Regions from separate parts of the Homo sapiens genome. Here regions 1, 2, 4 and 5 are each linked to region 3. A link is a loop called in an ENCODE intact Hi-C map of the cell type or tissue named here. Cell type or tissue: heart right ventricle. All regions are shown on one strand. Links, peaks and the distances in the headings refer to the core of each region. The heading gives the core; the rest is flanking DNA. Region 1 overlaps SLX4IP (SLX4 interacting protein). Region 2 has its middle 180 kb from the start of LINC02871. Region 3 holds the start of LOC339593 (a long non-coding RNA gene). Region 4 overlaps SLX4IP (SLX4 interacting protein). Region 5 overlaps JAG1 (jagged canonical Notch ligand 1).

The links. Peaks named below come from ENCODE experiments on the same cell type or tissue, not always from the same donor. Only the 100,000 strongest peaks of a DNase experiment are listed, where the experiment ranks them.
Region 1: it touches region 3 in a loop (12-fold over the local background); 74 of 110 quality-filtered maps call a loop at or near these places.
Region 2: it touches region 3 in a loop (2.5-fold over the local background); 24 of 110 quality-filtered maps call a loop at or near these places.
Region 4: a loop joins it to region 3, with 5 times the contacts of the local background. A loop is called at or near these places in 6 of 110 quality-filtered maps.
Region 5: it touches region 3 in a loop (2.3-fold over the local background); 10 of 110 quality-filtered maps call a loop at or near these places.

What each region holds. Positions count from the first base shown.
Region 1 is chr20:10,551,210-10,557,118 of GRCh38, forward strand. SLX4IP (SLX4 interacting protein) reads left to right here. Exons shown (of 8, transcript NM_001009608.3): 3 at 5,022-5,111. Among named protein-coding and RNA genes, the nearest start is that of MIR6870, 96 kb to the right of the region's middle. In heart right ventricle, for the core only: a CTCF peak has its summit at 2,345 (motif pointing left); a DNase peak (open chromatin) is centred at 2,342.
Region 2 is chr20:11,201,954-11,207,862 of GRCh38, forward strand. No RefSeq gene overlaps it. Among named protein-coding and RNA genes, the nearest start is that of LINC02871, 180 kb to the left of the region's middle. In heart right ventricle, for the core only: a CTCF peak has its summit at 3,382 (motif pointing left); a DNase peak (open chromatin) is centred at 3,388; H3K27ac peaks cover 1,072 bases.
Region 3 is chr20:11,270,722-11,276,630 of GRCh38, forward strand. LOC124904960 (a long non-coding RNA gene) reads left to right here. Exons shown (of 2, transcript XR_007067724.1): 2 at 525-1,026. LOC339593 (a long non-coding RNA gene) reads right to left here and starts at 2,662. Exons shown (of 2, transcript NR_038972.1): 1 at 2,613-2,662. RefSeq lists a silencer at 1-234. In heart right ventricle, for the core only: CTCF peaks have their summits at 864 and 3,556 (motif pointing left); no DNase peak of the experiment used is centred there.
Region 4 is chr20:10,607,933-10,613,841 of GRCh38, forward strand. All of the region lies in intron 6 of SLX4IP (SLX4 interacting protein), which reads left to right. It also overlaps the pseudogene DNAJC9P1. Among named protein-coding and RNA genes, the nearest start is that of MIR6870, 39 kb to the right of the region's middle. In heart right ventricle, for the core only: a CTCF peak has its summit at 3,605 (motif pointing right); DNase peaks (open chromatin) are centred at 1,559 and 3,609; H3K27ac peaks cover 3,422 bases.
Region 5 is chr20:10,651,740-10,657,478 of GRCh38, forward strand. It overlaps JAG1 (jagged canonical Notch ligand 1), which reads right to left. Exons shown (of 26, transcript NM_000214.3): 5 at 4,659-4,719; 6 at 729-859; 7 at 392-511. Among named protein-coding and RNA genes, the nearest start is that of MIR6870, 4.9 kb to the left of the region's middle. In heart right ventricle, for the core only: no CTCF peak of the experiment used is centred there; a DNase peak (open chromatin) is centred at 1,961; H3K4me3 peaks cover 1,392 bases; H3K27ac peaks cover 4,456 bases.

The sequences.
Region 1 (5,909 bases), core at 267-5,266, 720 kb before region 3:
CCAACACGTTCAGTTGGCAGTGAGTTTCCAGTGAAGTAATCCTAAGATTCTTGTATTCCCATTTCACGAAATATGAAAAATGACTGCTTGTTGTTGCTGATGGCAGAGTTGTCGCTACTCCAGAATAGGGAGAGAGGAAGTTGTTCTATGATGTATCAGTGCACTGGGCCGAATAGTAACGGCTTGGTCCCTGGAAAGGGCTTAGAGCTCTCCCTTTGCAGACAAGGCTGTGATTTGCCCAATTCTTGGGGCTAACTTGTTCTGTCATTTGTTTTTTTCATTTGTCTTCCTTTCATTAAATATTAAGTATTCACTGAGGGCTGGTAGTGTGTTGGTCACTGGGGATGCAAGATTGGCAGAGGTATAGACCTGTCTCCATGGCTTATAGCCTAGGATGGGGGCCCTACATGGACCAGTCACTTAATGTAGAAATAAATAATCACATGAAGAATGGGCTGGTCCAGAGCAGGGAAAGAGAAACTGTTCAGAATAGCTTCACAGAGTTGACCACACTCCTGCTAGGGTTCGAGGATGCATAGGATCTCAACAAGCATGGAAGCAGCGAGGCAAGTTGTAATGTAAGCCAAGGATGAAAACGTCAGGTGCAGGAGACAAAGACATGGGCCTCATTAGAGCTTGTGAGTTGCTGCTCTGAGCTGCAGCAGGAGTGGACTGATCCGATTTATAGGTTAGAGATTTCCCAGATATGCATTGAGGGTTCATCCAGGACACCAACAGAAGTGACTGTAATCTTCCAAGTGGGAGAAGATAGGAGCAGCAGAGCAAGAGAGAAGTGTGTGTGAGAACGCTCTAAAAAATTAAAATGGACAAGATGCGTGACTGATTCTGGAGGGTTAGGGGAAGGGAGGAGTTGGGGGTGACACCCCTGTTGTTGGCTGAATCCTCTGGGTGGAGGGGATAGAAGCCAGACCAGACCCTGGCTGGGGGACTCGCAGCCCAGTGCATGCAATGTGAAGCTATTCCTAGCAGCCTGATGGTTGCTCAAGAGGTGGCTTGGCCTCTGCAGAGTGACCAGTTCTGGGCTGAGAAAGAAGTGATGGTTACCATGTTGCTTCTCTCAGAAGAAAGCTGGAGAGTTGATCTTCTGAGACTAGAAATAACCTTCTCCTAATTAGGAGGAGGAGAAAGGGAGGCTGTGCTGCTGGCAGTGTAAGAAGCTTTCTTTTCTTTTTTTTTTCTTTTTTTTTTTCACTTCTGTTTTCTCATGAGTGACAAGAAGCAAAGCTTTGAGAGCAGGGAACTTTGGAAAGGCAGAATACCTCTGCCTAGTGTGGGAGGGAGTTGAGAGAGCTCAGAACTGCAGGCTGCAGAGGGAGAGCCCCCTGCGGGGGAGGGGACTGCCTGCCAAACAGTGGAGGCTTCCAGAAACCCCAGGAAAGTCTGCTCACCACAGTAAGATTTGACAATTTATTTTTCTAAAAAGAGACATTCTACTCAATCTGTTTATTTTCAAACTTAGACTAGGTTATTTGTGATCAAAGTCACAAAATGGTGAGAAAAATACCAAATTGGACCTTACTATTAGGTTAATTCTTCAGCAAGCTGCTGTTACAGTATCAATTCAAGTTGCTTAAGCTTAAGATTCCCCTCCCCCCACCCCCTTTTTTTTTTTAAAGAATTAGTTTTGCGGTGGTAGGAGGGTTACAAGAAAAAAAAACAATTAGTTTTGCTAATGAAAAGGTAGCAGTGAACTTGGTTTAGATTAAAAAATCAGGAAAGAGCACCTGTAGGAACCTGCAATAAAATGTGTTGAGACATGTTTTACCGCTTTGGAAGGGCTTTTATTCCAGAATCCTTGGAACTTCAATGGGCCTGTGATTGAATTCAGAGGCCAGTGAACTTGCATGGGAAAAAGTTACGTCTTTATTGTGATCAAGTTCTAGTAAATTTAGTTTTCCTTTTTATTATGAACGTGGGATTCATAATCAAAATATGAATAATATTAGCAGTATTTGTCACCATTAGAAATTATAGCTCTTTTCATATTACATTAAGGTTGTTGCAGATAATGAAGATATCATTTATGCTTATCGCCACTTCAGATTTGTAGTAGTACTAGATCCATCACTATGTGACAAGACCCAATGCCTTAATAAACAAGGACATACATTCCTATGTCTCAAATTTTTCTTTCGTTAAGATAACTGTACTTCAGTGTAATTGGTTTTCTTGTTAATCCTATGTGTTGTGTTTCATGCATTTAAAAATATTATTCTGAGCAACTTTCATCAGCTTCACAGTTGGCTAAATAAGTCCATGGCACAGGAAAGGTTAATATTCCGTGGCTAAGATCCTGTAGTTGTGGCATGCGACCTCCACCTGGTGGCAGCATACTCCTTAAAGGTTAAATTCTGTAACCAACAGTTGAGAAGGACTTTAACAGTATACTTGAGTGGTTTTCAAACATTTTTTATTACAACCCACAATAAGAAATAGGCTTTCCATCATAACTGAGTACACACTTACTTACATTTCACAAAACAATTCTTGATCTAACCATATGACACATTGATATTTTGTATTGCATTCTAATATTATCTTCAGTTCTCTTTCATTAAAATAAAATGCTGGTTGCAACACACTAAACTGTAACACACTAAAGTGCACTCTTTTACATCGTAGGAAACCATCTTTCAACATGCTTCACAGTTTATTACCTGGTAAACTTCATTTGGGTCTCCCACACATTTTCAGGGACGTAATACCTACATTTTAAATAACTGCCAACAAGTATGAGTGCATTTTACACAGTGTTTAAAAATTGTTTATTATTGATGTATAATTTAAATATAGTGAAAGGAACTGATTGCAGTGTATACATAACATACCCCATCAAGATACAGAATAGTCTTATCACATACAAAGTTCCTTTGTGACAGTTCTCACCCAGTTTTTTACCCCCCTGGGAAATTACTGTTTTGATTCCTTTCATCACACGTTGATTTTGCTGTTTTAGAATTATATATAGATGGAACCATACAGTATATGTTATTTTGGTCTGGTTTCTTTTGCTCAACCTAATGTTTTTGAGATGAATACATGTTGAGTCTATCGGTAGTGTGGTGAGTAGTGTTCCCTTGCATGAATATGGCACAATTTGTTCTCTTGTTGTAGACTTTTGGGTTGTCTTCACGTTGGGTTATTATAAATAAAACTTCCATGAATATTTGCATACAAGTCTTTGTGTGCACATATACTTCATCTCTCTTGAGTAAACACCTGGGAAGGAATCATTGGCTCAGTTGATAAGTAAATGTACGTTTAGCTACAGGAAACTGACAAACCCATTTGCCAGAGTGGTTAGACCATCTTACATTTCCACTGGGAAAGTATGAGAGTCTGGGTTGTTCCATATCCTTACCAACATTTCATGTTATGTCAGTCTTTTTAACTGTAGTCATTCTGGTGGGTATTGTAGTTGTATCTCTTGGTGGTTTTAATTTTAATTTGCCTGATGACTAATGATATTGAACACTTTTTTCATTTTCTTATTAGCCATTCATTTATCCTATTTGTGAAGTGTCTATTCAAACTCAGGTTTTTTGTTTTGCTTTTTTTAAAAATATCAGTTTGTAGGAGTTCTTTACATATTTTGGGTACCAGTCCTTTTTGCCAGATACATGTATTTTTGAATACATAAATACATTTCTCCCAGTCTGTAACATACCTATTTATTTTATTAGTGGTGCTTTTTTCGTTAACAGAAATTTTTAATTTTGAAAATTTAACAATTTTACAACTATTTTTCTCAATATTTGGTGCTTTCTGGATCCTAAGAAATCTTTTCCTATTCCAAAGATCAGGAAGATAGTTTTGGCTTTTTTGTCTAGGTGTGTGATCCATCTCAAATTAAATTTTGTATATAGCGTGAGGTAGGTGTCAAGTTTCACTTTATATTTACATCTGATGGTCTAACCATTTGTTGAAACTACTTTCCTTTCACTGTTGATATATAGGACAGAATTTAAAAAAAAAAAAACAAAACTGTCCAGCCAAGGAAGTGAAAAAACTGAACCTCTGAGTCTCATAAACCGAATCTCTGGGTCTCTCAGACCATCCCCAACCTTGGTGTCCCATTCCTTACCAAATTAGTTTGTTCACAGTTATCTTGTGATTCTCAGAAATTACTTCACTCATATGTGAGGATTTATAAGGCAACAACTTTTCACAGGGTCTGTAACTGTGCTATCCAGTATGGAACCACTAGCTACATGTAGCTACTTAAATTTAATTTAAATTTTATTAAAAATGTAGCTTATCAGTTACAATAGCCACATTTTAAGTGCTCAGCAGCCACATATGGCCACATACGGCCACATATGGCTATCTTATTGAACAGCATATATATAGAATATTTCCATTATTTTCTAAAGTGCTGGACAGCGCTAGCCTATAGAATAAGAACAGAGTCAGGCTTTGTACAGTTTTGTAGCATACTTTAATGAATTTTGTTTTGTTTTGTTAACTAGCATTCAGTATGTATCTTTATCTTCTTGCTTATTTCTCATTCTTCCATGTTCCTATTTCAATTCCAAAGTGTACCGTCCTAGCCAATCCTTTTGTCCGTCTAAAAATGCAGTATCTTATATCTGTTATTTGCTGCTTAGAAGAAAGAATTCCCCTGGCTGTGCATGGAATCATTCTTTTGTGGAGCCTACCTAGTACTGACCTATTTAACTTCTCTCGATGCTTCACGTCTTCCAACTGCTGCCGGGATGCTTGGACATCCCCTTTCAAGGTGCAGCCCAGAGACAGATATTTTGTCTTTCCTGTCTTGATTAACATTGCATCTCTCCTTAGCATTTCCACTGTAAATGTTAAACTTAGGGAAAGTAGTAGATTATGACCTGTAACCATGTTCTTTATTAAAAGTTCTGTCTAGTAGTGAACTTTGTTGCCATTTCATCATGAGCAACCACATAGGAATTTGTGAGATTTTCTCTCATTGTTTGCTGGGCATGAGCCGCACAGACACTGACTCTGCCATTAATGTCTTTCAGTGTGGGAATTTTGCTGTCCTCGTGGATCTTCATATCTTGCCACAAGGTTCAAACAAAGATACAAGCTGGTTTTCTGAACAGAAGAAAGAGGTACAACAAAACTTTCTACTATTTAATTGCAAGTAGCTGCTGCTGCTATAAGAAATATCAGCTCTTTCCAGCTTTCATTTCTGTTAGTGGGAAAAAAATGTTGCGTATTTAATCCTTGAAAAACAATTGTATTCCCAATGACAGACACATATGCACCCACTTTTTTTTTCCTTCAGAAACTGACACATTCATAAACTTCATATGATACTGTATTATTTAAACCAGACATTTTATACCTCTTTGTTTTGGGGGAAGGATTTCTATATATTCAAAAAGAGGAGAAGAAGAAGAAGAAGTTAAAGTGACTATTTCAGTAATCAGGGATTTTAACCTGACTGGTTGTGAAGGATGGCCTGAGCACCTGAAGCAGGTGTGGCAGTTAACACAAGGCTGAACCTTCACACCCATCTTAAAGCCTCAGCTTTTATTTTCTATCATCCTTGTATTATCATGAGCCTTTGACAAGTCAGGAAATACTTGACGGTGTTCCTTCTCACAATGGTCAGTCAGGAAAGCCAGTAGCCGGGGGCTTAGCAGAGCATGATGCTGGACTTCACTGAGCCTCAGCCTCCTCATCTGAAAGTGAAGAGGTTTGCCTAGATGCCAAATTCACTCCTGGTTCTAAGTTTCAACAATCCCACCCAAGTGCTGCTTGTGGTGGAGGCTTACAAGCTGCACTGAGCTCTCACCATTGCTTTGCCTCCTTCTCTGATCCCTGCTCACCAGAGAGCAGGAGTAACCAGCTTGTGGCTTTTACACACCTTTAAAAATATCATTATCCGTGATGTCCATTTACCA
Region 2 (5,909 bases), core at 333-5,332, 69 kb before region 3:
ATAAATCTCTAAAAGGGTAAATAGAAAGACATTTACACCTAATCATTCTATCATGAAACTGCAGAATTCTAATGAAGAAGAAAAATCCTGAAAATAGACAAAAGAAAAACAGATTATCTTTAAAGAAATGACTGACAGCTAACTTAATAGCAACAGTGAATGCCAATAGCAATGGAATGGTGACTTTAATGTGCTGAAGAAGGTAAATGTCATCCTGAAAATCTATATCCCGTGAAAGTTACCTTCCATGTGAAGAAGAAATTTAGATTATTTTCAGGCAAACAAAAAGCGAGAGGATTTGCCACCAGCAAACCTACACTAAAAGAAATAGTAAAGAATGTTCTTGAGGCAGAATCAAGTTGAATCCAGAGAGAAGATCCAAAGTGAACAGGGAATGAAGAAGAGAGAACAAAGTGAATATGTGGGTAAGTCTAATAAAATGTACAAAATAACAATAATTAAACATGATAATAAGGTATTAAAGATTAAGACAGAATTTAAATCCAAAACAACATTAACAGATTTACTTGAATGTGATAAAAATGAGTTGAAATGTTCTAAGGACCTTGTCTTTTCTAAGGGAAAATTGAAGTATTGATTAATTTTCTACTTTGATGTATACTAATGTTTTAACTTGTATGATTTTCAAATTAATATTTAAAAATTAGAATAAAAACATTCAAACTGAAATATTACAAGAGGGAAAGGAAATACAATAGAATAGTTAGAGAAAAATAAAAATCAAGAGGGTATATTTTAAACACAAACGTGTTAGTAATCATTGAAATGCAAATAGACTGATTTAAATGCAAATAGACTGAATAATTAAAAGTAAAGAATATTAGCTTGGATTAAGGAAAATTCCTGTGAAATCCGGTACATCCATAATCACTGGAAGTGGGGAATTCATGTTCTAGTTTATGAGGGTGGTGTTCCCTGAAGTTGTGTAGTATACATCCTATGTGTCCCTGGAGCTAACAATAAAAATAAAACAGAAGTAGAAGCTTGGACAAATATGTATTATTTGAGTGTAAAACAAAGGAAAGGTAGTGTTGCAATAGTAATACTAAACATAATAGATTTAAGGCAAAAGGTATAGTCACTTTATAATGATAACAACTTCAACTCACAAGAAGATGTAATGATTTTACATATCCATGCACCTAATGATAGAGATTCACAGCATATAAATCAAAAATTGATGGAACCACAAGAAGACGTGGACAATAAGAGAATCAAAAGAATATATAGGCAAAACTACACTCATATAAGAAACTTTTAACACATCTGTTTCAGGAATTGAAAGAACAAATGAATCAAAAATAACCACTCAGAATTTTAGCATATTATCTTGCTCAGTAGTTAATAGAATTGCAAGGAAAAATCAATACAGTAAAAAAGAGGCTGAAATGCACAAACTAGGTATTTGTATTAGTCTGTTCTTGCACTGCTATAAAGAAATACCAGGAACTGGGTAATTTATAAGCAAAGAGGTTTAATTGGCTCACAGTTCTACAGGTTGTACAGGAAGCATAGCACAGCATCTGCTTTTGGGGAGGCCTTAGGAAGCTTACAATCATGGTGGAAGGCGGTGGGGGAGCAGGTGTCTTACATGATAGGAGGAGGAGCAAGAGAAGTCGGAGCCACCACACACTTAAATGACCAGATCTCAGGAGATCTCATTATCACGAGGACAGCACCAAGTCATGTGGGTCCCACTCCCATGATCCAGTCACCTCCCACCAGGCCCCTCCTCCAACATTGGGGATTACAATTCAACATGAAATGTGGGGGAGGACAAATATTCAAATGATATCTGCATTCATTACAAGGAGTTACTAAACTTTCACAAAGTAGAATAAAGTAGTTCAAATGATAAAAATAGGGCAGAGAAGATAAACATTGCCAAAATTTGGTTCATTGAAAACACAAAATTTTAAAACATCTAGAAAATTAATTTTAAGAAAAGGAAAAAAAAGAAAGCCCAAATAATCAAAATCAGGAAGACAAGGAGGCCATCACACACATAATGCAGACATTGTTAAGATATTACGAACACTCTTGCAAATAAAATGGAAATTTCAGAAAAAACTTGAAAACAATCTTAGAAAAATATAACGTGACTCATCTTACTACTTTTATATACACTTAATGGGAACCTACAGTGGTTTAAATTTTAGAAACAATTGTAAAAGGCCTTAAATATATTCATATACTTTTACTTCGTAGTCTCAATTCTCGGTAAGTTTGCAAAGGAATTATGCCTAAATGCAAACAATAACAACAGCGACCTTGACATACAAACACATTCCACATAGTTACTTACTCAAAAAAGAAAACTGGGCCAAATCAAGTGTGAAACTATTGATGAACAGCTAAAAAAATGGAGACAAGTGGGCCAAAACATCGTTTTTTTTTAATCCACTTTTTTGAAAAATGAGAAATCTATTTTTATTTCATTTTGTTTATATTTGGGCATATACTATAAATGTCCAGCAACAAAGACATTAATTAAATAAGTGATAGAAATATACTATGAAATACAATGAAATCTTTAGAGATGATTGTGTAAAAGTCTTTTTATATTTTGGGGACTCTAGCCCATTTGCATAAATTATCTTAATCCTATAAGAGGAAAATACAGAACCAGTAGGGAAAAAAGAACAAGATCATGGCAAGCTGAAAAGGCACAAAACTTCACTAAATCAAGTCAGGATTCAAAGAGAAAATCTAGCTTTATAGGGAAGCAGTATTAATAATAGTAAAACCCCAATAGTCCATTGTAATGCTTGAGACAAGGCCTCACATTTCAGCAGGTAGAATTATTACCACCCTGGGGACTCACGACCACAAGTCCATCTGTGATCAAAGCAACTCAGTTCCAAGTTTCACTGGATTTGGTGGTGATGTTCCTGATAGGCCTTATTTATCAGTTCTATGGTGACCATTAAAAAAAAAAAAACTCTCACACACACAACAGAATATTTTAAAAATTGAAGTTCATTTTATAATCAATAAGCACACTTAATGCAATGCTATTTTTCATTATTACTAGGTTGATAGTTTATCTTAAAGTTTAAGGCATCTTATTGTCAAGGAACCATAGTGTTTCCAGGGTTCTTCAGACTAGCTCAGGAACTGTGCCTATGGGTGACACCTGGCATTAGAGTTAGCACAGAGGACTTAAAAGCATTGGAAGGGAAAGGAGACCAGAAGTGAAACTGTAGATCATAACACAATCGAGTTATTAACAAAGATTACTTCCAGGTCTCAAAAGCTTGTGCTCTACTATGAGAGACAGGCTAAGAACAGTGACAAACCCTAGAATATCCTCCAGCAAATACTAGGAAGTTGGTTCGTAAGATCACTTTCCCAACTGCTACGCCCTCTGTTGGTAGGCACAGTTGATGAGTCTGACCTCACACAGAGTTTTGCTTCTGTCTTTCAAAGTCTGCAGGTTGGAAGGTGTAAAGCTGTGGAGTTTCACTGCCAAGTTCTGTGGCACAGGCTGTATACTCTAAGAATTTAAAGGCGAGATATTGAAAAGGACTAAGGAAGGATTAATGAGTTAGAGTTGGGGCTTAAAGAATTTCAATAGGTAAAAAGAGGGCTTTTCCAGGGCTAATAAACATGGAACTTGAGAGGGGAAGAAGGAAGGTGCATTTTTGGCATAGTGTTTCTTCTGGAGCATTTCCTTATTCAGCTCTGGAAGTTCTTTGGCTAAACTGGAATTGCAAAGGCAAGAATCTACTTGGAAATAACTGGAATGTGACAATATATTTCTCTCTGCTTCTCCCTCCTGACACAGAATTGGAGCCTAAGCCTCTTTGAGACTTTTCAGTCAAAGCTGGATTTTCATGCTAACGTATCTTAACCATACAGGCCCATTCCACATCTTGCAAATCTTGTGCCAGAAAAGGATTTCCACTGCCTTGCAAAGCTGTCCTGGCACAAACAGACCTCTGCGGGCATAGAACAGAATGAGCACAGAAAGACTACACAGCTTCCTGTGCTTGACAGGGTAGGAAGGAGGCTCTGCGCTATTCCCCTCGGGGGAAGAATCCCACACACTAAGTATAATTTCCAGGCAAGTTGAGTAATGGGGCAAAATTAAATTGGACTCTCCTTCTGTCTTAAACCTAATTAATCTTCCTCTACCATGCACTTACTCCACTAAAATATGGCATTAAAATTCCAGCACTTTAGTTAGCACTTTCCAGCAGCTTTCTATAAGGAGTAGTAACCTGATCTACTAGTTCATGAAATCCTAATATGGAATAATTTAGAAAAGTGAAAGGGTTGGTTCTCAGCAAATAAATAAGATATTGACTTAGGAATTTTAGATCCCAACAGTAGAAAAGCAGTGCCCCAGAGATATAAGTATTGTTATTATTATTACTTTGTTGTGTGATCTTGAGTCTAAGAAATCTATCATGTTAGTTGTTAGTGTAATTACATGCTTTGTGAGCATACTCCTTGCTAAGGATTTGTGGAAACAGAACTCCCTAATCTATAACTGTTAGTAACTCATATTTATTTTGAATTTGTTCTGGCTTCTGTTTTTCACATATTTAAGTGTCAGATTTGCTGTTGTGTGCTAGGAAAAAAAATGTTTACTTCAAAATCAACCATATTTTGATTTCAATGTACATCACAGCTTCAGGGTAGAAGTGCCCAGGATTGAGATGGTTGAACAAGGGTATATTTTCCACCTGCCTTAAAACTTAATTACAACTAGAATCTTTTCTTCCCCCTTAAGTGAGTAAATCCCAGACCAAACCTCTCATGTATTTACTTGTTTTGTCCATGCTAAGACTACAAAAAGAGAAAACATATTCTGGCAACAGTTATCCTAAGAGAGAAAAATTGCAAAATACCTAACATGTTGAAACATTTAGAAATATACCACAAATATTCATGTTTATGGGTTGTTTATATGTGCATTTACATATATATGCATATATTATTATGATAGCTTAATAGGAAAGATTCCTGCATATTATAAAACTTAGATTTATCACCAACTCTAGTTTTATGACATTGACTAGAAAGGAAGGACCAGAAATAATGGTTCTCTTTAGCTTTAGATTGGGTGATTTTTACCATTTATGTATATTTTATTTGATTGGCATAATATAGTGGAGCACATGAGCAGGTCATGTACATAATTCTCTTTTTTTTCCCTGAAGGCCAAGCATATAAGAACATAAGAGTGAAGTTCTAAAAGATTTTGTAGATAAATGATTGCAATAAGATGACTATCGATATTTAGGTATGTTTTAAAAGGACAGAAACTTAATTTGTTGTTTCTTATTGTATTGTTTCTTTAATATTTACTTAATTGCTTTCATTATTAAATACCTATAATTAATTGATTGCATGAAGAAAGCAAGAAATAAGTGAATAAAAAATATGTCTATACCAAATGACATATATAAAGTATAAAACAATGATCAGTTAGATCATAAATATTTTAGCTTCTGCAGTTCATACAGTCTCTGTTGCAACTAGTCAACTCTACCATTTTAGAGCAAAAACAGGTATGGATAAAGTATAAACAAGTGAGTGTGGCTGTATTCCAATAAAATATTGTTTACTAAAATAGTCTACAGGCTGAATTTATCCCATGGGTCATGCTTTGTCAAGAGCTGATTTAAGGCATCAAGGGCAGCCCTTTATTCTCAAAATAAATAATTAGCTTATAGGTATTTTAATAATTTGCAAGACTTCATGAAAGGATCGGCTCAGAGGAAACACAATTCACCCAAACTTTCTACTGACAAGTCATCAGTATATAGATGGTGTACAGGACCAAGCAGGCCTTTAGACTTTCTCTCCTCCCTGCCACTAAATTCCTTTTGGCCTTGCTGTATTTTATGAGTTATTCTTGTTTCCAGCCTAATACGAGG
Region 3 (5,909 bases), core at 494-5,493:
TGCCTCAGAGTAAAAAGCCTTCCCTATTTATGTGAATGACAAGGGGATGTGGGCGGGGCTGCTACGTAGTTCAGGTGATGAGTGGCACCAGCAGGAGATTCGGAGAGTGGGAGGAGAGTGAGGTCCTGGGATGGGTTCTCAGAGTATTGCTCTCCCCCGCCCCACCTCTCCTCTTACCCTGCTTTAGCTGCACCCTGAGGAAGCCCACAGCTTGTGTCAGGGTGTCCTTCCCCCTGCAACTCCATATCTGGTTTCCAGTAACTGCTCTCTGATGTTGCCCCTTCTGCCCTGGCACGCTAACCACTCTGGGATGTCGAGAGCCCTGGGATACTACACAATCCCCTCTTGCTTTTCTTAAACCACACCTGCACCTTTGTAAAAAGTCCTGTTACTAAACAATCCTTGATTCACCCATTAAAATGTCCCCTTTCTTTCCTGCCTGATAGAAGTGATACCTTTATATCTGGGTAGTCTCATTAATACCTCACAACAATCCAGTTGTTATTATTTTTCTTCTTTTGCAGAAGCACAACTCTGAAGTAAGTCACCTAAGGCCACGCAGCTAGGAGATAAATGAATCAACATTGAAACCCAATTTTGTTGCTTAGTATCCCACATTCTCAAACTATATTATCTGTCCTTATTGTGAATAAAAAGTGTTCTTATTAACACTACATTCTTGGCTCAGTGCTAAGCTCTGTGGCCCATTGTCCAGCACTTGACCAGGTCCCCGGCAGGCACTGAGCCATTTGATGCAGAGGAATGCTGAGCAGCGTGAGGCCAGGCAGGCCCAACTGGCCAGGTGACGCCTGGCCAGATGGTTCCTCCCCCCGGCGCCCCCAGAGGCCACTATTGAAAACCTGAAAGAGACAAAAAGCCTGTGGAATCCTCCAAGGGGACCAGATGCTGCTTAGGGAAAACCTCTCCACACTGTGGCATCAGGGAACGGGTGGTGCAAGAGAAGCTTCAAGAATGATGAACAGAACAAGAAACTGCCTCACTTGACAATAAAATAAATGCCCACCACCTCCTGTTTCCTCGTTAATGATTATTAAAATGATCCTGGTACAAGATTAATATTAAAAACTGATGCTTAGTAATAAACTTCTCACAGCTATCTTCAAGATTTCCAGGGAGTAATAGCTGAAAGGGAAAACTGAACAAGAGGAGTCTTCCTGTGTGTTGTAGTGCCTGGGTGTGTATTTCTTTCCACTGCTAGTACTTTTGTTGGCAAATAGTGCACGCTGTTGGAGCCTATCCCCCAGACCTTAAGTAGGGGCAGTGGGTCGTGTGGGATGGAGCCCTATCAAATGGGGCTGGACTCTGGTTTTGTCTGCTGTGACCCCGGGGGTGCCCGCTGGGATCTGTGAGCAGGCAGAGGCCGGTGGGAGCACCCTCCGCCTCCCTTTGTTCCGCCGGGCTCCAGCCTGCAGCAGCTGATCCGGTTATTATGCTCCTGAAAAGAATTTCTAGGTGGCCACAGTGACCATAAGGAGCAGAGAAACCACGAGGGCTGCAAGCCACGAAGAGCAACACATCGGCTATTGAGCACTAATCCCACCCATAATTAGAGGATCCCTTCAGCCTTGTGGTGCTCACAGAAATCTGAACTAAGGCAGAGAGGAGCCGTCTGAGGTCTGTAGGCCACCGTTTACCAAATGTGCTGTCATCAGCGCAATTAGCTTATTTGGTGGGATCGGCGTTTTAAAAAGAAAAACAGAAAGCTGTATAGAACATAGACTTGGGGCAAAAACTGAATTTAAGATGTAGTTAAAGTCACCTTTGATTTCTCAGCTTCCTTCCCCCACCCCATTCTTAAAATCATGCATTTTAATGAAAATTTGATCTGCGTGGGTCTGATTTGTTTACTTGGGACTCATCCAAATGCTGTTTTGTAAGAGCGATTTCATATCTAACAGATTTGCATAACTTGGGCTATACTTCTCAGAAAGAAAAACTCATGTTGGGCCCTAAATGAACAGATTTATCGCTCTGAGACTTGTCCAGGCTTTACGGTGGCAGTTGCTCTCTGCCTACTCTGCTCTCCCTTGTCTTCATCCCAGGCATCCCAAGGTTTCTGCTATACTAAAGAAAAGCTGCGCCCATCATCTGAATCTAACCTTCGTGGGTGCTCAGGAACCTGTCACCTGTTCTAAAATTCCACCTGCTATTTTAATTCACCACATGCCGCCCGTTGGCTAAGTGGAAGAAAATGAACATCTGATCACAAAGTCACTAATTATGTTTAATTACTGGCTAAAATATTAACTTTCAAAAAGGAAGATAACTTTTGAAAGTGATATGAATTCACCACTGTTGTAATCTATTTAAATTCATGTGTTACAAATAAATTACAAGAGAGAGGAAGATGATGTATGAATCTATATAATGGTCTTCATTTTTTTTCGAACCTATTATCTTGTTTGATTTTCCTAACAACATCATGAGGTACATAAAGGCAGATTTTCTCAGTTTCCTTTCATAAATGAGGAAACTGAGGTGCACATTTTCCACAAACCACACCAAACACTTGGGATTATAACCTGGATTTTTAATAACTTATTTGTGTTTATTTATGAGATGAAATCCCAAGCAAGGGTTCAAGGCCTTACCTTAGAGACCCACTTGTCCAAGATCCAGTAATATCTGCTCATGTCTGGTCCTGCAGATTAAGAAGAGAGTTGGAGAATTCTAAATGCTAATTGTCTTAGGTAAAACTGCTGTTTCCATGGTATCTGGGTGAATAAAAATATGGAGGTGAACTTCCACTACTGACCCGGAAGGATTTTCTTCATGAAAAGATTGTCACAAATCCTTTTGGAGGCTAAGAATAAAAAGTGAAGATGTAAATGTGCCTCTCTAGAACACTGTAGTATCAACCTGAATTAATCTCTCAAGCACATATTGCAAACACAGCTAACCAGGCCAGGAAAAATCATGGATAAGGGTCCTCTTCCTAAGCAAGCATACCTCGGGCCCCAATAGATGCAAATATAAGCATGGAATTTGCAAGAACATTGGAGATAGAAGGACTGCAAGTTTTACTTGAAGCTTTTTTTTATTAAATAGCTTGAAGCAGATATGTAATGCGATTGGTTAGCAAGCAGGCAATTTTAAGTACTTATTGAGTATTTCATTCTGATTGAGAACAAATTGGTGTTTTAACAGGATATACCCTTGAATTAGAGGTAGCATATAAGTAGTCAATTTACATTCTGTTTATAATTCCAAACCAGAAAGAAACATTGAATAAAGATACGTTTACCACATTTGGCTTCACCATGCAAAGGTCCCGTTGAATAGCAAAAGATTTGCACATATTTAAATTAGATTTCACACAATCTGTAAAATGACAAAGTATTAGGGAGGATTAGCCTAATTAAATGAGATTGTGAGAAAGCCTCAAAGAGATCCAAAGTGCAGATACCTTCCAAGTAGGATCACAGTGAAGGCTTCCAGAATCTATTTTGCCTCTTTCCCAGCAATCAGGGCTCAGATTACCCTGGGCGACAGTAGCACACTTGTGTATGCAGTGACATCTAGTGACAAAGAAAATAAAACCGGCTCCAAGGACACTTTCTTCACCAGACAGACTCCACAAAAATGACGCAGTACCTATCATTACTGTAGATTCGTGCATAGTATCCTATAGAGATTGCAAAAGAGATACACCAGTTTCTACACCAGATATGTTCAAAGAGGTAATACAAGAAGTATCAGTAAGGTTTGGCAAACAGCCGTGGTATCAGAATCCAAACAGGTAATTAAAACAGATTTATTTCTGTCTTATGTGCCCATAGTAAAAACTGCTGTTAATGATTTGGACACAGAGTTCGTGTGGAATGTTCTGAAGAACCACTGACATCTTCCAAGAAAAGAATCCATTAAGATGAATAGAATTTGCTACTTGAAATTCATGTCCAAAAGTTTAGAAAATATACATATGCAAGTTACTCAGGCAAGACAAAGATTTAACCAACTCTCCAAGTTATCTTAATCAAGCTGAAACCCACTTTAGATTAATTGGAGTAGGCCATAATAAAATATTTCCTGTTTCCTTTTGTCAGATTTTAGGATTTTAAGCAAAATGAATAAAATATATACAAAATCACAACTTTCTCTGTATAACAGGAACTTGGGGTCTTGTCTTCGTAGAGTTAGAAGAAAGTGAAATCTACAGATGTTAACTAGCTACACTGGAGGCAGGTTAGTGCTGTCCCGCTGAGGACTCCAGTTTTTAATCACCATCCTCACCCCACAGGACCTTTCAGGAGGCAGTGATAGTGCAGCCTACACCTGGAGGTCTCTCAGATTCTGGTGATCTTCAGTGAGGCCTTGGAGTCGGAATTTTGAGCAAACGCCCAGGTGATTCTTATGCAATTCTGCCATATCCTACCTTTTCTTATATGCTCCAGTGCAAAAGTAAAAATACCACTTGGGATATGGAGAGGGTTTAAACTTTGTAAAGGTATCCACAGTTGCCTGGGACTCGGACTGTAAGTAAACCATGAACCAGTTTATCCATGTGTGGCTACAACATTATTAAAAACAGTGTAATTGCCAGTATATTCTCAAAATGGGTTGCAAAGTGGCTGAAAAAAATAACTGGTTTTGGCCGGGCTCAGTGTCTCATGCCTGTAATCCCAGCACTTTGGGAGAATGATGTGGGTGGATAACCTGAGGTCAAGAGATCAAGACCAGCCTGGCCAACGTGGTGAAACCCTGTCTCTACTAAAAATACAAAAATCAGCCAGGTGTGGTGGCGGGCACCTGTACTCTCAGCTACTCGTGAGGCTGAGGCAGGAGAATCGCTTGAACCCGGGACACAGAGGTTGCAGTGAGCCAAGATCACGCCACTGCACTCTAGCCTGGGTGACAGAGCGAGACTCCACCTCAAAAACAACAACAAAAACTGGTTTCCTTTTTTTCTCCCTCCCTCCCTCCCTTCCTTACTTCCCTCCCTCTCTCCCTTCCTTACCTCCCTCCCTCTTCTCTTCCCTCCCTCCCCTCCTCCTTGCTTCCTTCCTTCCTCCCTTCTCTCCCTCCCTCCCTCCTTTCTTTCCCTCCCTTCCTTTCTTTCTTTCTTGCTTCCTTTCTTCCTTCCTTCCTTCTTTTTTCTTTTTTCTCCTTCCTTCCTTTCTTCTTTCCTTTCTTCCTTGGTTCCTTCTTTCTTTCCTTCCTTCTTCTCTTTGTCCCTCCCTTTCTCCCTCCTTTGTCTGTCTTTCTCTCTCTCTCTCTTTCTGTCGCTCTCTTTCTTTTTCTTTCTTCTCTCTTTCTTTTCTTTTCTTCTTCCTTCCTTTCTTGTTTCTTTTCTTCCTCGCTCCCTTCCTTCTTTCCATCTTCTCTCTCTCCCTCCCTCCTTTCCTCTCTCCTTTGTCTGTCTTTCTCTCTCTCTCTTTCTTTCTCTCTCTCTTTTTTTCTTTTTTCTCTTTCTCTCATCTTTCTTTTCTTCTTTCTTTTTTCTTTTTTAATGATTGTCATTTCTATATTCAGGGCTCTCTTTCTTTTCCCCCATGGAAAAATTAAGTCTATAAGCAATAAACTCTTTTAAACAAATTAGGCTTAAAGTTGTATCTTTAAAATACTAGCTATATAGCATGGCTTAGCCCTGATGAAGGCATTCTGAGTTTTTCTGAATTATTGATTGTGGATTCAATGCTTGGAAATTTAGTAATTGCTGATATAGCAAGGGAGCCTGCATGTAAAGAATTCTCAGTAAATTCTTTAGTCGAGTTGTACAAAGAAATAACCAACACATTTATAAAAATCCCACATTGTCACAAAGTAAATTATTAGTTGATTATTCTCCTTATACAAATTTGTATACATATATATATGGTTTATTTAAAGCTGGCAATTCATGTGGACATTTATAATAAAAACTATGTTTCTGTTGCATTTAGACATTC
Region 4 (5,909 bases), core at 658-5,657, 660 kb before region 3:
TGCCTCCTCCCACCACTGCCATTCCTGCAAGGGAACCTGCCCTTTGCTGAAGTAGAATAGGATAGGTTAAATGAATGAGGATCATTAGATAGGATAAGTTGGAATAGGATGTATCTCCATCCCCAATCCTTTGTGGTTTTTTTCTCATAGTGTATCTTTGCCTGTGCAGAGGCCCGTGATCTCCATTGATGAACCCTTTGATAGATTTGATTAGGAAAAACGTGGTGGGGAATAGAACAACTGGAAAAGGGATTTGAGTTAAAATGTAAAGACCTGGCTTTGACCACTGCCTCTCCCCTTATTCACTGATGACCTTACACAAGTCATCTGGCTTCACAAGAGCACTAGTCACCTAACTTGTTAAGCAAAGGTAAACATGATACTTTCTGTACAGCGTTCTCAAGTTTTCCTAAAGAGCAAGTGAAATAATGAATATTAAAATGTCATAGAAGGCCAGGCGCGGTGGCTCATGCCTGTAATCCCAGCACTTTGGGAGGCCGAGGCGGGCGGATCACGAGGTCAGGAGATCGAGACCATCCTGGCTAACACAGTGAAACACCATCTCTACTAAAAATACAGGAAAAAAAAAAAGGTAGCCGGATGTGGTGGCAGGCGCCTGTAGTCCCAGCTACTCAGGAGGCTGAGGTGGGAGAATGGTGTGAACCCAGGAGGCGGAGCTTGCAGTGAGCCGAGATTGCACCACTGCACTCCAGCCTGGGTGACAGAGCAATACTCTGTCTCAAAAAAAAAAAAAAAAAAAAGGTCATAGAAAGTCTAAGGCACTTATACAGTATTAATTTTTATCAACATCATTTCCTTTCTTCTCTGAAGAAGTCTTCATTTAAATGCAATTAACGCCACATTAACAGACTGCTGTACAATCTTCTCCTTCCTGCTTGAAAGGAGAAAAATACCTGACACTATCATTCTGCTTATATTATTAATATTTTCCCAAGAAACTCGACTCCCTAATTATTTTCTCCACTTGCCAGCTCAACTTTATTTTGCAGCTATAAAAACTAAAGTACCAAAGAGTTAAGTGATAAACCCCCATTTAGCCAGCCAGTCAGTGCTGGAGAAAGAGACACGCTAAAGGCAAAAACTTGTGACCTTCAGTGGGAGTTCTGTTAACCAACATCCAGAGGAGGAAGAGGAGGAGGAGAAGGAGCAGCGACCACCCAGCTCAACACCTTCGATTTCCAGTAGCTGCCAGCAGACTCACATTGAGATACGGCTTTGGAGGAAAAACCCAGTCACCTCTCTAAAGTACGTAGGAATCAAGAGACAGCAGACTTCTCAGGCTTGAATTCCTAAAAGCCCATCTTCATCAGAACACCCACAGTGATAGCACAGAGAGTTCATTAGTTAGCAGATGATTTAGAATTCAATACTCATTTTCCCAAGGATACAGTGTCATAACGGGATGAGGTTCCCAGACTAGTTCACAAAAGCTGTTACTATCATGAGCTCTGAGTCTTGGAAAGAGGAGGCCTTAGTATCTGTATCTCAGGGAAATGGCAAGAGCTATTCCTTCCACATCCCTGGGCAGAAGGCCAGCTCAGAGCAGAATTTTGAAATGAGACAATCATCTGTGGTGTGTTCTCTCTAGCTCTTAGACCCTTTTCCCATCAGTGCCCAGGGCTACTGTGGGCTCTCTCCTGGTTAGCCCTACTCCCTGCGCAGCTGGACTTCATGTTTACCCACCTCTCTCCACCATGTCCCTGTTCAGGCCCACATGCTCAGTCAGGTGAGATGTTAGGAAAGACATTATCCTTCTTTCATCATCCCGAAAGAGGTCTGTCTACCTTCCCACAGGTGTTGGCACTTTTCAACCACAGGCCTTTGTCAGAGAAGGCATTTTTTTTTAACAAGAAGACCTCCTAAAGTGGCCCAACTCTGCCTTGGATAATTCCTAGTATGTTTTCTCTATTTTTTACAGATGTTTCCCTTCTACTTTTAAACTGGAGTTACTAGCCTATGATTCATGAATTCCTTAAAATTAAAAAAAAAATGTGTATTTTTATGTTTTTTTCTGGTCAAAGTTAAATAGCTTCTATCCAATTCTCAGAACAGTTGATAAGCCTCACAATGTCAAGTGTTGGCCCAAACCCATAAATTCTTCAAAATGTCCAAGTTTGTCACACTTGTTTGGCACCAGAGATTTGAGCATAGAGGCTAAGGTTGGTCAGGATATATTTTTAGGTTCTTGAGGGTAGGTGAATGTAAACTGGAAAATCCCTGTGAAATGTATACTTCCTGCAAAATAACTTCCTTGATTATTTTCACCGATTTCATGTTTAGGGTGATACTGTTTGCAGCCACTTATGGGTGCTTCCCCAGATCTACACAAGAGCTTCACTGGCATCAATTCAGAAGAAAAGAAAACTTTTAAAAAATAATTTTAAAGAGAAAATGAGAGTATTCACTACTAACCCAAATGACAGCATTATCAGCAGCCCTGGCTCACTTCCCCTTAGAGACCCGCCCTTTTCATGGGAAGGCAGAGAAGTGAAGTCCTCAGAGGACGGACTCTGGGCCAGACACGTGTGGAATGAAGGCTTGCCCCTCACTGTGGGAACTGGGCAGATGGCTTGGCCATCCAGAGCATCAGTATCCTCAAGTCTGAAATGGGGAAGGTCATGTCTGCCTCGTGCATGTCTCACGTGGACTCACATACCAGGTGCTAGCCCCTGTGCCAAGTGTTTTGCCTTTGGTCTCAGAACAAATGTCCATCATCATTGTCATCTTTAGAGAAAAACAACTTCAGTCCCAGTGGAATTCATGCGATGCCACTTTTCATTTCACCTCCTGTTTGCCTCAGTTCCCTTGAGTCAATACATACATGCTTGTGTGTTTCCATCTTTTCTTTTCGTTATTCATTGCGACTCTGTCCCACCTGTTTTGCCCTTTTTACTTAGTTATTATCAAAAAATTTAAAAAGTATTATTAGTGAAATTTAGGAAAGAGAGACTTCTTCATTTTAAAGACAGGTGGCTTCTGCGCAGCCATTTTGCCTTGTGGTCTGGGATTGTAGTCATTGTCATTCATGCTCTGTTTGCACTGCTTTTCTGTAACTAACTGAGGCTTTCTTATGTGTCATATTTCACATCGCTGATGCTCCTGAAAATCATGAGGTGTCCACTAAAGTATGGTTGTAACGTTCTTTTTGCCTCATTACAAATTAAAATGTTCCAGTTTCATACTTTAACATTATTATATGCCCCCCAAATAAGCTGATAATATATTACACTTTTAATCTGCTTTTATTGTTGGCAGAAGGTTTTAATTATTTGCAGAGGGCTGTCGCATACAATAACCTATTCAGTGCAACAAACCTGAGAAGAGATTGTATCAGTCTTGAACCTTTTCATTTTCACGAGACAGCAAGGCCAACTCAAAGCAGCTTAGCCAAAAAAGGAAGGTTTTTGTCTCATGCCCCTGAAAAGTCCAGGCTTTAGGTACAGCTTGATCAGAGACACAAAGAATATCATTAAGACTCCATTTCTCACCATCTTTGGCTCCAGATTCCACTGTGTTGGCTTCACTCTCAGCTTATGTGTGGTGGTTGGTCCCGGCAGCCTCAGGTCCATATCCTTCCAGCAGGGGGAGGTGAGGCCTCTTGCCAGGACAGCTGTGGCTGATGCATCTCTTTGAGGCTTGTTAGTTCAGTAGTTTGATTGGCCTGAGCCACAGGCCAGTTTCTGGAGTCAGGTAGGGAAACAAGGTCTCTTGAAATGCATGGACATGGATGGGGGTTGAAGATGTGATTTTCCAGGACAAAATCTGAGCATTGCTTCCAGGAACTGAATGAGTATCCACCATAGAGGCATTATTATCATCTCTCTTTTTATAGATGAAGAAACTGGTGCTCAGAGAATATGTCAGTTGTCCAAATATCACAGTCAGGTAGTGACCAAGAGAGGACTGGAGCCAAAGTGCTCTTCTCTTTCTATAAGTCCATATCTAACCATGATGGCAAATGATACTGTGGCCATTGGGCAAAGTGAAGAGAGTACTACTGCACAGGGAGCAGGCCTCCTAGACTCATTTCTGCCCCTGACTACATGCACGGCCTCAGTCTTTGTGGGTCTCATTCTTCTCATCCATCACATAGTGACAATACCTGCCCTGATGAATACTCCTTGGGGACCAGATGAGATGTTGGGAAAAGGACTTTGGGAATCATATGAGTTCTTCATGAATACAAGGCACTCTTGCCTTCTCTCCAGCCCCACATGGTTTGTGAAGGCATCACATTTGAAAATGTGTTCAACACTCTCCAGTTTCCAAAGTTGCTTCCTACACCTCACTGCATTTAAATTTCCCAAACAGTCCTGTAAGGTAGATGAGAAACCAACCATCAAGGGGTTGAGAAGCTGGCCCTGGGACAAGCCAACAATGAACATGAGACCTTAGACTCCACTCCGTTTCACCTCTGTGCTGGGACTCGTGTGCCAGGAGCCTCAGCCTGATTCGATCAACTCTGGGTGTATCATTCTCAGCAGATGTGATTAGGAGGAATCGAGAAGCAGTAACATTTTGAATATGCCCTAAGACTATGTTTTGTAATATTCTACTGTGAATTGCCTACTTTTCAAAATACTCTGGTTGGGTTACTATTATTATTATTGAGATGCAGTTTCGCTCCTGTTGCCCATGCTGGAGTGCAGTGGCGTGACCTCGGCTCACCTCAACCTCCGTCTCCCAGGTTCAAGCGATTCTCCTGCCTCCTGAGTAGCTGGGATTACAGGCATGCACCACCACGCCCGGCTAATTTTCGTGTTTTTAGTAGTGACAGGATTTCACCATGTTAGTCAGGCTGGTCTCGAACTCCTGACCTTAGCTGATCCACCCGCATGGGCCTCCCAAAGTGCGGGGATTACAGGCATGAGCCACAACGCCCAGCCATTAATTATTATTATTTTTTTAATCATCATGTTTTACCTTTTTTATTTAATCATATACAAATCTTACAAAAATGCTTGAAGTAATTTAACACCTGTACATCAGTACAAAACCTGGCTGAGTAAAATGAAGAGAGAATCTATTCAAGATCATTAAGACCAAATGTAAACTGGGAAGTATGTGGAAGATAGCTGTCCAGCAAGTGTCTGGAAGGTGTTCTAGCTGGGTAGAGAGCCTATTCTAACAGACACGCACATCGCAGAAAGCGGCATGAACAGAACCACATCCTAGATAAGAGTGCTGTGTACAGAAGATCCATGGAGGCAAGTGCTGTCAGGAAGGGACACTGCCTCCCTCCACCCTCCCAACTGTCACCACCAAGTTCCTTCAGGTGAGACCTCACACAATGTCAAGTGCTTTCTAGGAAATACTAAGATCAGGTTGAGAGATTCTGCTTGGTCTAGTCAATCTGAAAAATTCAGGCTGGAAAGACACCTTTTCTCAAGAGTTGAATTGCTTTTTGCCTTCAAGTCTTGCCTGCACCTTGCTTACAATGGCATCAATTTACACCTAAGGACCTTTGAAGAGAAAAATTCCATTATTTCTTTTTTTTCTTGAGAGCAGATTTTTTCCCTCCTCCTTTGGAAGATTTGCAGTACTTTGCTTCCATCTGAGCCAGAAAATTGTCCATTTCCTTTTGCCAATCCTTTTGTCTGCTCTGAATGGCTGCCTTCAGGCTATCCACGCCTTCATCAAGCCCCAACTCCTTTCTGCTCATTTCTGCTTCTTTGGCCTCTTCCTGAGCCCTCCTTTTCTTTGCATTCATCTTTTGTGTTGATTCTTTGACAAAGGCGTTATAGGATGGGACCTCTCCGGCGTCAATAGCTTGCTGAATGATATTCCTTATCCTGGGTTCCTCTGTGTACTGCACGCAAAGCACAGACTCCATGATCTGATCCATGTCACCCTTGAAGTCCAGATAGGCCTGCTTAATATCAGCCAGC
Region 5 (5,739 bases), core at 1-5,000, 620 kb before region 3:
TTACCTCCCCACACCCCCCTCCAACCGAATCCCACACCACAGCCACTAGTGCAAGCATATTTCAAAAACCAAAAGCAAGCGTGTGATAGAACCCTGCTGTGTCTAGGAAAGAAAGGAAGTCATCTTTCTCGCTGAGCTGTCTCTAACCACATTCCAAGACATCTCAGAGCTGGGGTCATTTCATCTCCCGCTGCCTCCTATACGAATCAGCATCACCCAAAAAACTTTAGAGACTTGAAAGTTACAAAGGCTTATAGAATGGTTGGGATAAGGCCTATCTTTGGAAGCTATTTTCACTTTTTTTTCCTTAAACAAGTCCTTAAGTATATTTTTTAAAAGCTGAGTACAGAAAAATTAGACAAAGGGCTCTCATTCATCTTGGACCACTTACCAATTTCACAGTTGGGTCCTGAATACCCCTCAGGGCAGGAACACTGATATTTGTCAGGGCCTGTGTTGCTACAAGTTCCCCCGTTGAGACACGGCTGATGAGTCCCACAGTAATTGAGATCTGCCAAAAAGATCCTGGAGTCACTAAGAGACGCCTGTGAAGATGGCGAACCCACCATGTTTCTAGCCCCAGTCGTCTTTTAAAAAGAAAAACCAGAAAACCCACACAGCATTCAAGGAGAATTCAGAATAAAAGCCCCTGCCAATAAAATTAGAAACCAAATTAGTGCCATCCCACCCCCAGATCCCACCCTGGGTCTCATCCCTAAGGGCCATACCTTTGTCACAGAGCTGGCCGCCCCAGTTGGTCTCACAGAGGCACTGCCAGGGCTCATTACAGATGCCGTGGACGCATCCCGGGTGTGGGATGCACTTATCACAGTACAGGCCTTGCCAGCCGTACTGGCACCTGGAGACACACAGCACACCTCCAGGTTAGCCTTTTGAACGTTAAGAGACACCTGTACAATTCAAATGGAAGACTGCAAAGTCCAGGCTTTTTCTGTTTTGTTTCTGGGGACAGGAAGGTAGACTCCCAAGGCTCATCAGGGGCTCCGTATAAACAAACATTTTCACAGTTGAGCTGAGGTCCCCTCCCAGCCGACTCCTGACAAAAGGAGGGCTGTTTGGGAAGAGGCCAGCATGGGGATGCCCTTCACAAAGCCACTCTCTTCTCAGGCTCACACGAGTGAGCCAAAGGTGAAGGCATGGAATAAATCAACCCGTGCACCTAGTTGCGACAGACTATAGAGGAAAGGACTCTCTCGGTGACAAGAGAGCTATGCCAAAGTCTCTGCAGACGCTGCACTTGCCACTCTGCTCTTTGTCTGCACAGAAAGTCATGACCCCAGTGCACAGAAATGCAACAAGCCACCAAGTGCAGCAGGAAACTGCCTCACGATGACGCTTTATTTAAAAAAACAAGGAGAGAAAGGGGCACCCTCCCTTGGCCAAAGCCAGAGTAGGCTCTCTAAACCCACTTCTATAGGGAAGGAGAAGGAAATGACAACACTTGGAACCAACTCCATAATTTGTGTCCCATTACTGTGTGCTAATTTATAGTGATTTCTTGCTTTGCCAAGAAAAGAAAAAAAAAAGAAAGCAGTCTGCTTAATTTATCTAGTATTGGCGGAGTTGAGGTTCTTTTATATAAGCACCTTGATTAATCATACTCTTTTGGGGCCAAATAGTGCCTCTGATCCCCAAGCAAAAACAAAAACAAATACAACAACTTTCATCTGGGGTGGGAGAGGGGGCAGCGTCTCAAACCACTCTCCCTTGAATTTTCAAGCCCTCTGAAACTTTAATTGCCTTCTCAAGAGCCAAGCTTTAACAAGGGTGGGGGAAGGCAGGGAGAAACATCAACTAGCCTCCCGGTGGAGCGTGGAGGGTGGAGGGTGGAGGGTGGGGTGCGGGTGGGATGGGCAACATGTTTCCAGAACGGGACCTGGGAAAAGCCACGATCAGCGCCAACCCCCTAAGCTGCTCAGCTGTAACTCTGGAAAACAACCCCCGCCCCCTCTAGCTCCCCAGAAGGAAAGGCTTTCGGTTTCCCAAGAGCGGGAGGCAGGCTAGCAAATCCTTGTCATGGGAAAATTATAGGGATCTAGCTAATAGCTAATCACCCACGGCTGAGAGTCAACTTAACCCCTGAGAATACTGACTAACCACTTCCTAACTTCTGAAACCAAGCTATGCACACCCACATGCAAAGAAATCACTAGAATGTGTGGTTTAAAGTTAGACACTGGATTCTGGTTTATGTAAAATGGAATGTCAACGTGACAAGTGACTAAAGGAGTAAGATAAGAACAAAATTACAATCTAAATAATTTCTCAAAAGCGGACACCCACGTTAGTGGGAGGTAAGGGTGTAGCCATTCTGTCAAGGCTGATATTCTTAGCCTGAAAGATAGTAAGAGGGAACTGATTACGAAATGGCAATATTCTCACCGTCTTCCCTTATTCTCTTCCAAATTCAGGATCACTAGCCCTCTTCAAGTTGCCTCATAAAGGCAAGGAGAGGCAGCTGAGGACCCAACCTCACCTAATTAAAGAGACCTCAATCCCCAAGCATAAAAAAGCAACCACAAGAGGCCATGGATGACTTCAAAAGAAAACAAATAAAAATACTGACCCTAAAAGAGGCACCAACCAAGTTATCCCAGTTTAATAATATATGATTAAGATTCTCATGAGAAATTGAAGTGACTTTCCTCAGATGATGATTCATAATTAAGTTTGATATTATTGGCAGGCTTGCAATAAGCAAGCATGTATACCCAGGGAAAGGGACTCAGTCTACTTGGGAACAACAAAAACCAGTAAATTTTCTCATGTGGGGGTGAAAAAAAAAATAACCTGTGTAATACATAATCCAAAAGACAACTTGCAGGTAACTTGCCATTCAACTATTTCTGCAGCAGGACACAACCTGAACTTCCTCAGCGTGAAGGTTCTGTTTTGACTTTCTTTCAAGGTAGGGAGGGAAAACTGGGCTGGGAGACTATGCAAATGATGTGTGGGAAAGTCGCACCTTAAGTAAATAAGGCCATCAGTGCGTGTCTGGGCAGGGAGAGGGAGGTGGGACTTCGAAAGAGAAAGGGCTAAATTCTGGAAACAAAGCCTGTTGTTCTGGCTGGGAGGGCCCTCCCCTGTATAGCTGTATGTGTGTTCTGATGACAGCAGCACAAATCACAGTCGGCCTCCGCTGATATCCATCTGAGCAGGCAGCAGGCTTGGAATCACTAATAGCACTGCCATTGGGACTTTCTCCAGAACACCCTTAATTAGGAAGAGTTAAGGTAGGTGGATTCCTGCTCCGCATTGGACAGCAATGCTGTTAAATACTACAGTCCATCGCCACCAATGGGAGACAGCAGGAGAAGCCCCTCAGCCTTCCAGGAAATAAACTATCTTTCTGAAGTGTAGGAAGAGACAATTCGGGACAACCAGTTCTTAATTTAGTTCCATGTTCCCCCTTGCATGGGAGGGGAACAGACGGAGCGGTGGAATCATAAAGGTAAAGGCCACAGATAGTTCTCTTTAAAGGAGTAGCCTCAAAATTTACTAAGCAGCAAAGTCATGTGGCCAGCTTGTCAAATGCAGACTCCTGGGCCAAACCAAGGACTAGGATTCTATGGATGTGGGACGGAGCCCACGAACCTGCATTTTAACAGCTCCCTTGTTAATTCTGGAAGTTACACTTTGAGTACTGAGGTCTGGGGGCAGTGATTGCTGATGGTTCCATCAGCAGCATCGCTTGGGAGCTTGTTAGAAATGCAGAAACCTGGGCTCAGCCCAGACCTATAGAATCAGGACCTGCGTTTTAATAAGAGCCCCAAATAACATTAGTTTGGGACATACTGGTTTAGACTATGTTTCATAAGATTCCCTTTACTCATGTCAGAGTAGCTTTGGGGGCAAAAGTGACAGGCTCAAAGGATCCATTTAGCGTTACTCCTTAAAATTTGGGAGGAGGGAGAGCAAAGCATTAAGACTGCCAAAAACACCACAGACACCAACAATATTTCCCAAAATAAGCCTTTTCCAAACGGGCGTAATATAAATTTCAAGAAGTTCCAAAACCCGCCATCGTGAAGTGGTCAGGGCAGGCCTCCCTTTGGCTTCCGCATTGTTCCTGGACCATAAAGGAACAGACTTCAAAGGACTGCAGCAAAAGTCTACATTCATCAGGCTCAACTGACAAGATTCCAGGGCAGCCATTAACCTCTCAGCACCAACCCAGCTCCCGCCTGCAAAGGGGCCAGGAGATTGGACTAATCCCATTCTAAAGAATGCTGGACTTTCGCCTATTGATGGGAAAAGTCGGGGAGGGGGCTGGGAGAAGAAAGCCTTGGTGGAAGAGGAGAGAGACGCAAAGAAACAAGCCCACATCCCTCCATCTAGCCCATCAGCACTATAAGGGAAGATTATAAAAATGTGTTATCAATTTACAGAACAGTTAATACATGAAGTCACTGGCTATGCCCAAAGAGTTTCTTTTTATTCCAAGAGAGAAGTGGTGTGTGCATTCCACCAGACAGCTGGTATAATTTAATAAGCTTCGGATGTGTCTATCTGAATTTTTTTTTTAAAAAAGCTTTCTTGTTCTCCAAGGAAAAAAGAGGCATAGTCACAATAAAGTCAGTTCCTCTCTTACATAAAGGAAAATTAAAAGAAATCTCACAAAAGACCAGTTGATTTACCTGCAGTCACCTGGGAGTTTGCAAGACCCATGCTTAGGACTGCAGCCTTGTCGGCAAATAGCTGTAAAAAACAGAGAAGGGCGTGTCAGCACACTGCCTGTTCCTTGCATCGCCCCGGTCATGAGAATGGCCCATTGCATTAAAGTCTGCAAATTCCACGATTTTAACAGGTCTCATATCAAGTCCCTTGTAAGGAGAGGAAGATGGGAGGGGCCCAAATAACAAAACCAGCTTTAAACTTCAAGGCCTTGTTAGCAGATTCTGAAAACATGATATTGTTTGGGGACAAAATGCAGACAAGTTGACGAGGGAAGGGGGACCTTCGTCCAGCCTCTCTAAACCACAGCTACCCTGGCTCCTTGAGCAGAGCTTGGTCAGTTTCCATTCTGCCCACACCCTTTTCATTAGAAGAAAAAAAGGTATAGATAATCCTTCCCCATCCCACCAGGACACATTCAGATGAGCCTCAGCCTTTAAAAAAAAAAAAAAAAAAAAAAACAACCCATACCAAATGCCTGGTTTGAAAATTCCATGGGACTAACAGAGCCAGCCAGGCTGGACTCATTGGGCAGGCTAATCTGGTGGCCAGATCTGGTGAGACTTTTATAAAGTATCCTTGCAGAGCAATTCTCTACTTCGTTTAAAAAAAAGAAAAAAGTAACTTCTAAAAAATGTCAGTTTCTAAGACCAGGCAACAGTGGCCCATGCCTATAATCCCAACACTTTGGGAGATTGAGGCAGAAGGATAGCTTGAGGCCAGGAGTTCGAGACCAGCCTCAACAACATAGCAAGACTATGTCTACACAAAATAAAAAAGCTGGGTGTGGTGGCATGTGCCTATAGTCCCAGCTACTTGGGAGGCTGAGGCAGGAGGATCACTTGAACCCAGGAGTTCAAGGCTCCAGTGAGCCATGATTGTGCCATCATGGGTGACAAAGTGAGCACCTTATCTTAAAAAAAAAAAAAAACACCAAACAAAAAACCCACACTAAGTGTTAGGTCGTTTAATTTTTAAAACACACTAAAATATGTTAATGAATTCCCCTTTTCATTTGAATTCCAGAAATGCCATCCTTTTTAA